Regions from separate parts of the Homo sapiens genome. Here all the other regions are linked to region 2. A link is a loop called in an ENCODE intact Hi-C map of the cell type or tissue named here. Cell type or tissue: psoas muscle. All regions are shown on one strand. Region 1 has its middle 45 kb from the start of C19orf12. Region 2 has its middle 62 kb from the start of CCNE1. Region 3 overlaps LOC107985345 (a long non-coding RNA gene).

Region 1 (2,500 bases), 110 kb before region 2:
AGGAGAATCGCTTGAACCCAGGAGGCAGAGGTTGCAGTGAGCCGAGATGGCACCACTACACTCCAGCTTGGGCGACAGAGTGAGACTCTTTCAAAAAAAAAAAAAATGTGGCCTCTGCTTATCGCTTTGCCTCAGGTGGGGACCTAGGAAACACTCGTGCACAATCTGTGCTCAGACAGAGACCCAGGAGGGAGGCATGGAGGCTGCAAGGAGCCCATGAGTCCTGCAGGAAGGGGCCTGGCTGGGATGGTTGTTAGATTCCACCCAGGCATTCCCCACTCATGCAGATATCTGCAGAACCCCAGCTGTGTGCAGGCAACTGGCTGAGTGCCGGGGATGCTCACCCTCTAAGACAAGAGGACAAGAAACCACCAATGATGAAAGAGACAGTGGTGTGCTACGAGATCCCCAGGCTGGGGCTCAGGGCTCTGGGGCAAATACTCCATGGAGTTCCCGGCTGCCTTCTTCCTGGGTCCTTACCTTGGGTCATGTGGGTCTTCACACGTCCCCTCCCCCCGACCACCACACTTGTGCCTGCAGTTGAATTCTCCTTTTCAGAGCATCTGGGCACTGCCAGGACCACCCTAGGGAGGGGTGTCCACTGGAATCTGAGTCCAGAGCCACCATGCAGGGACCTCTGAGATCACCAATGCACCCATTTCACAGATTAGAAAACTGAGACATCTCAACTTGTACAAGGCCATGCAGGGAGGGATGGTAGGGTCTGGCTAGTGGGTTAACCAGCTCCCATGGCACTCTGCCACCTGCCAGATGCCCTTCCCACCGGGCTGCTCCCGGGACTTCGGTGGGGAGGGCTTTCACACATGTCAGCATTCTTGAATCCCAGAGGTCTCCTCCTGGTTCTGATGTACTGGACTAAAGAAGAGGCCAGGTGCAGCAGCTCACACTGTAATCTCAGCACTTTGGGAGGTCAAGGTAGGAGGATGGCTTGAGCCCAGGAGTTTGAGACCAGCTTGGTCAACATAGTGAAACCTCACCTCTCCAAAAAATAAAAAAAAAATTAGCCAGGTGTGGTGGTGCGTGCCTGCAGTTCCATCTACTCGGGAGGCTGAGCTTGAGCCCAGGAGGTCAAGGCTGCAGCGAGCTGAGATCAGGCCACTGCACCCACCCCAGCCTGGGCAACAGAGCGTGACCCTGTCTTAAAAAAACAAAAAAAGTTGCCATTGTGGTCCCCCTTTCTCCAGCCTGGCCTGTGCTGTGTGAGGGATGGCCCTAACCCTCAGAGGGAATGGAAACTTCGTTCCTCGGTGGGCAGCGCTGGTAACCATGAGTAAGAGGAGGAAGTGTCCGGGCCTGACAGGGTCCAGGGCCCAGCTCTCCTGCCCAAGGGCAAGACTGGCTGCGTGGCCGCCACTGGCCAGCAGAGGGCGCGGCCTGAGGCGCCCAAGGAGGGCAGCAGGAGGCAGGCGGCGGGGCTGTCCCGCTCCGAGAGCGGCGGGAAGCGCCAGCCAGGCCGGCCCTCCCTTCCCTCCGGACAGCCCGGAACCCCGCCACACACCTATGGCTGATGGGTGCTGTCACTTCTGTTTGCTATGCTTTCTGCCATCACTATTGTTATGTTAAACTCCCCTGACTAGGTCTCCACTTTCTGTCCCATTTTGCACATTTTGCATTTTGTTTTGTTTTGTTTTGTTTATTTGAGACGGAGTCTCGCTCTGTCGCCCAGGCTGGAGTGCAGTGGCGCGATCTGGGCTCCCTGCAACCTCCACCTGCCGGATTCAAGTGATCCTCCTGCCTCAGCCTCCCTAGTAGCTGGGATTACAGGTTACCCCTGCCCAGCTAATTTTTGTATTTTTGGTAGAGACGGGGTTTCCCTATGTTGGCCAAGCTGGTCTCGAACTCCTGGGTCCTTACCTTGGGTCACCTGGGTCTTCACACGCCCCCACCCCCCGACCACCACACTTGTGCCTGCAGTTGAATTCTCCTTTTCAGAGCACCTGGGCACTGCCAGGACCATCCTAGGAAGGGGTGTCCACTGGAATCTGAGTCCAGAGCCACCATGCAGGGACCTCTGAAATCACCAATGCACCCATTTCACAGATTAGGAAACTGAGACATCTTAACTTGTACAGCTAATTTTTGTATTTTTGGTAGAGACGGGGTTTCGCTATGTTGGCCAAGCTGGTCTCGAACTCCTGGCCTCACTTGATCTGGGCCCCGCCCCCCCTCCTCGGCCTCCCAAAGTGCTGGGATTACAGGTGTAAGCCACTTTGTAAAAATAAAAATTAGATCCCTCACACAGAGTCCAGGGAGGGAGAGTTCCGTGGGCTGGGAGCTGAGAGGTGGGGAGATGGGCTCTCTGCACCCACACTTCCCTGCTGTGTGGCCCCAGGCAGGTTACTTCATCTCTCTGTGCCTTGGTTTCACCTCCTCCTGTAAGATGCGGCACTGGGACTGCCTCTCAGGAGAGTCCCGCAGAGCAGTCTGGGGAGGTGCTTGGCATGGCTGCCGGCACCTGCTCACCGTCATCACACGGGGA
Region 2 (2,500 bases):
CCACTCGAACCTCCATCCTGTTCTGCGCCCGTCCTGAATTGCTCTTTAAAATAGTAATAATAATTTCCACTTTGATTTTGGATTCGTTGGGGGGGGGGGGGTTACACGTGCAGATTTGTTACACGGGTGTACTGTGAGGTTTGGGGTACGAATGATCCCGTTACCTAGATAGTGAGCATGGAACCCAGTAGGTGGTTTTTCAGCCCTTGCTTCGCCCACACCCCGTGGTAGTCCCCAGTGTCCGCTGGTCCATCTTTGTGCCCCCGTGCAATGCGTTGCCCTTGACGGGCCAGGTGATCTCCCCGAGGTGGGAGCCTGGCCACCCTCCCCCATTCTGCAGCCTTCACCTCCAACACCCAGCCAGGGCCAGCTCAGAGGCGCCCTGACTTGCCCACGGGGCCTGCACCCATGCTCGCCCAAACCCCTCGCATCCAGCACTGCAGGCCGGGTTCTGAGCGTCGTCGGGCGTGGTGGAGCTCGGCGGGGCCCAGCGCGGGCCTTGCCGCGGGGACACAGGGCAGGGTCGCGCTCTGCCCTCTGCCGCCACTCCAGGTCAGCATCCTCAGGGCTCGCGTGGGTGACGGCCCGTCTCGTAGCGGGGGTGAGCTGGGCTGGTCCGAGGGGTCTCCGCGGCCTCCCCAGCCACAGTCCCCGCCCGCTCCGCGCCCTCCCCGCGGGGTCGATGGCTGGGGGACCCGGCTCCGGCCCAAGCCAATCAGTCCTTCCTGAGCAGCGTGAGGTGGCTGCCCGAGGGCGGGCGGGGTGCTGCTCTGGCGGGCTCCTGGAGGCCTGGGTGGCGCAGCCCGGGGGAGCGGAGGGAGGAGGCGGCCCTGAGACCGAGCCGCGCGGCGGGTGGGCTCCCCTGACCCCGCTCCGACCCGGCCCCGCGCCCTCCCGGCCGCTCGATCGCAAAGCGTCTGCTGCCATCTGGTGGCGGCGCCCGGGCATCTGCGGAGCGGGGAAGCCTGGCCAGGCTGGTGCTCAGACCCCCACCCAGCGCCCCCGCGCCCCCGCGCCCGCGCCGCTCTCCCGGGAAGTCCCCAACAGCCTCTGGCTTTGCTCGGCTTCTCCCAGCAGAAACCGAGCCCCACGTCTCCTGGGAGCCAGCGCGCGGTGGCCGGTGCCGTGCCCAGGGGGTGACGTGCGTCCCTCTCTAACTCGGTTTTCTCATCTCTAAAATGGGGTTCATGGAAGTGCGTGCCTTGTGGAGGCTTCGCAAGGCTCCCAGGTTCCCTTAGCTCAGAAATCAGGCCTTACCCCTGAGGCGCGAGGCTGCGGGCACGAGGCTGCGATTTGGCGGCAGCCGTATTTGCACACTGTCACAGAATTAACCTCAGAGCTGGCTGGCTGCGGGTCCTGGAGGGGGTGCAGAAAAGGGGAGGGCGGGCCAGGCTCCCACCAGGAGCACCTGCAGATCGCCCTGATCGTCAAGAGCAAGGCATGACCCCTGCAGAACGGGCTGTAGGCTCGGGGCGAGGGGGGAGGGGGAGGGGACTGTCACCGGGGGGGGGGCCAGAATCCTCTGAGCCTGGGGACAGGGGACTGAGCGAGGCAGGTAGAGCCCCAGGCCCAGGCAAGAGCTCGAAGAGTATTAGCTTTTGCTGTTGTAAACCCCATGGGGTGGTCTGCAAACTGCTTCCCATACTCGCTCCGTCATGCCCTGGCTCGGCTCTGACATCACTGGTGTTGGCCATATCGCGGATTTTCTGTTTCCCCCTCTGTAAACTGGGGATGCCAATGCCAGCCCCCACTCCCGGATGAGGTACCTGGTGTACAGATGGCTCGGCCACTCTGCTGACCGTGCCCCCGACATCATTGTTCCCCGGGGTTTTCCCTCTAAGCTCCAAGAGGTTAGTTAATTCTCTGCCAGTGTGCAGAGACTCCCACAGCTGCCCCCAAACCTTGAGGTCTCCCCCCATATCCTCCTGCCTTATAGGCAAGGCCTGTTTCCTGAGCCAAGGGAAGGCGGGTGTCTTTCCTGGGAACCCCCTCCGCACGATCACAGACTAGAGAGTCCAAACCACAGATCATGTTTTCTTTCCAAAAATAGGAGCCCCACTGAGGCAGAAACTTCATTCTTTTAATAAGATGATGGTATGTTTAAGGAAAATAAATATTTCTTTTAAAAAAGAAAAGGCGATTTGGATCCACTCACATGCCAAGCACTGTCCCGGAGACCCAGGCTTGGTGCATGGCTGCGGAGGATTCCAGCAGGCATGCAACTTTAATTACTTCTCAGTGTACCACAGAGGTGGCCTGCAGCACCGGGTGTGACAGCAAGGTATGCCACCAGTAAGGGGGATGTCTCAGCAGCTGCCAGCACTCTGCCTGTGAAAACGCCAGCTCCAATTCAAAGGTATCAAATATTTGCCTAGCTGTTCAACATTTCTTCAAATAATATACTCACGACTAATTCATATCTGGACTCGACGTCTTCATCTCTCCAGGCCTCCCTCCTGGATTAGCGTGTCTTGTCTATTCCGGGAGAAAGTTGTCCTAC
Region 3 (2,500 bases), 140 kb before region 2:
TCTAAGTGGAGGGAAGGTTTAGTCTGCCCCCGTAACGAATTATGCAACACTCTTTCCCCCTTAGAACATACAAGCACTCTGGTCAAAGTTTCTGAGATTTTATTTTAGGAGCATTTTTCATTTTGGCTAAACATAGACATATATACCCACAAGACTGCCGGTTAAAACAAATAAAATATCATCTTGAGGAAACAAGCACATCTTGAGTAAGTTTCTTTCAAGATGTTTTGGTGCATTCTATGCTATCACTTTGCAGAACAATTTGTTGTCCATGCGGTAACTTTAGGGGCTGTCTGAGATGGTCTGTTCCTAAAAGACTGTGGATGGGAGAGGTGACAGTAAATCCTGGAGAGTGGAGTGAATCCCAGCCATTCTGTGGACAGGTGGGCTGAGGGAGAAGTTCAGAGGGCACTCTAGAGTGATTTGCAACGTCTCAAACAGAAATATAACATCTTCTTTCATCCTCTGCAGAGTCTGGAGCTAAATTCACACCTTTTTTTCCCCTTCCCTCACTTAAAATCAAATTCTCGCCCTTAATACTTCCTTTCAGAACTGCACCGAAAATGACGATGTCTTCTCATGCATATGAATTATCCAAAGTGTAGGAAGATGCGCCCCCACTGGAGTACGCTGAAGCCTTTAACCCAAGTACATTTAATGCTGCGAAGCCCCGAGTGAGGCAAAGGTGTCTTTTTATTTTAGAAGACATTTAGGACAGTTCATGTCACTCTGCACAGATGCACTGAAATTGATTGTGGGGCAAACTATAAAGAGAGCTTATGCTCCCCAAATCTGTTTCCGAGCCAGGTAGGATGATGAATTCTGAGGTGGGACTGAGGGGGAACGGTGGCAGCTCTCTCCCCTGCACGCACCGGCCAACTACTTCCCCGTTTGGACATTGGCGTGACACCCTCCTTCCCTGTTCATCTGTGAAAATGTGCAGCGTTTTCATTTAAAACCTCCTGCTCCAACATGGGGCCTTCTGCAGACCGCAGGGACCCCCAACAATTACTTGTTGGAAGAACAAATGAAGCATAAAGCATGATACTTTATTTTAAACATACAGGTGGCACAAATTTATTTCCAAAGATTTAAGCACCTGATGACTTCTCCTTAGAGAAAAAGCAATAAAAGGAGCCTCTTCTGTCACAAATTTCCACTTAGCATGGTTTGTGCAGAGGCAGAATTTCAGGCTTTTACCACTGAGCTCTGGACATGAAGCAAAGCTAACACTAGAGGGTGCTATAGATTAGGAAATCCAGGGACCATGGGCGCCGGAGCGCGTTCAAGACGCTGCCCTCCCGATTGTAACCTAACAAACTGAGCGTGTCACTTTGCCAGAATTTACCCCTTCACCATTTCTGCTATGATGAAATTATCCAGATATGTTTAATTTGAAATTTTAACTTAGTCTGTGATTATGTGGAATTTCAACACTGGCTGTGGCCCAGTGCAGTGGCTCACTCACACCTGTAATCCCAGTGCTTTGGGAGGCCAAGTCTGGTGGATAATTTGTGGTCAGGAGTTCGAAACCAGCCTGGCCAACATGGTGAAACCCTGTCTCTCCTAAAAATACAGAAATTAGCCTGGTGCCTGTAATCCCAGCTACTCGGGAGGCTGAGGCAGGAGAATTGCTTGAACCCTCAGGAGGCAGAGGTTGCAGTGAGCCGAGATCACGCCACTGCACTCCAGTCCTGTCTAAAAAAAAAAAAAAAAAAAAAAAGGACTGAGCCCAGGTCTGTAGGATAGACACTTTGTGTTTGTATCTTAAGTACTTTGCGATCTCACCCTTACAAACCTGATACTAAATTCCACTTACCTACTTCAGTCCTTCTCTGAGGGAAGGTGGAGTTTGGAGGCAATTTTAGGAAGCAGGATGAGGAAACAGGGAAGGTGACACAGTGAAGGACAAGCCAACACAAGGGTGGATTACCAAGGCTGGTCCCCTCTACAGGCACCCAGGGCTCGGTCCCACGCGGACTGCTGAGTAGACAGAAGACCTTTCAGAATCTTCTGCCTCTCCCCCATTTGCTGAGAGTTCCCTGGGAACGGTAACCCCCGTACCTTCGGGCTGAACATATGTTTGCATGCTGAATGGGCTCTTTCTGCCATCCCATGCCACAGCATTCAGGAAGCCCTGGGGCCAAAGCAAACAGCATGCTTGAGGCAAGGTGCTGTGAGGCCCAAATGAGCTGAAGCTTGCACAAAACTGCTCACCACTGCCATAGCTGAATCAGCGGAGGCCAGGAGGATGCGAGGCGGTGCCCGTGATTGTCTGATCATCTCCCTCTTGGACCGCTGAGACTCAGGCATGCCCTGCATCAAATCCAACCTGTCACCAGGTCTTCAAGGGGGAGGCCTGCGGAAATCCTACTGTGAATGAAACTACAGTTGCTATTCATCGTCTCCCTCCTGCACCTACCACTCCAGATGTCCCTCACTCTTGGCCAGCACTTTGGCTTGTTTAAGTTGTGTGCCAGGTGAGGTGACCACACCTTCC

Evidence for each region. Peaks named below come from ENCODE experiments on the same cell type or tissue, not always from the same donor. Only the 100,000 strongest peaks of a DNase experiment are listed, where the experiment ranks them.
Region 1: it touches region 2 in a loop (9-fold over the local background); 106 of 110 quality-filtered maps call a loop at or near these places.
Region 3: a loop joins it to region 2, with 11 times the contacts of the local background. A loop is called at or near these places in 82 of 110 quality-filtered maps.

What each region holds. Positions count from the first base shown.
Region 1 is chr19:29,758,876-29,761,375 of GRCh38, forward strand. No RefSeq gene overlaps it. Among named protein-coding and RNA genes, the nearest start is that of C19orf12, 45 kb to the left of the region's middle. In psoas muscle, a CTCF peak has its summit at 1,372 (motif pointing right); a DNase peak (open chromatin) is centred at 1,406; H3K4me3 peaks cover 375 bases.
Region 2 is chr19:29,872,751-29,875,250 of GRCh38, forward strand. No RefSeq gene overlaps it. Among named protein-coding and RNA genes, the nearest start is that of CCNE1, 62 kb to the left of the region's middle. RefSeq lists a silencer at 540-999. In psoas muscle, a CTCF peak has its summit at 940 (motif pointing left); DNase peaks (open chromatin) are centred at 931 and 2,267; H3K4me3 peaks cover 2,324 bases; H3K27ac peaks cover 2,224 bases.
Region 3 is chr19:29,729,405-29,731,904 of GRCh38, forward strand. All of the region lies in intron 2 of LOC107985345 (a long non-coding RNA gene), which reads left to right. Among named protein-coding and RNA genes, the nearest start is that of C19orf12, 15 kb to the left of the region's middle. RefSeq lists enhancers at 1,288-1,337, 1,458-1,507. In psoas muscle, a CTCF peak has its summit at 1,219 (motif pointing right); a DNase peak (open chromatin) is centred at 1,277.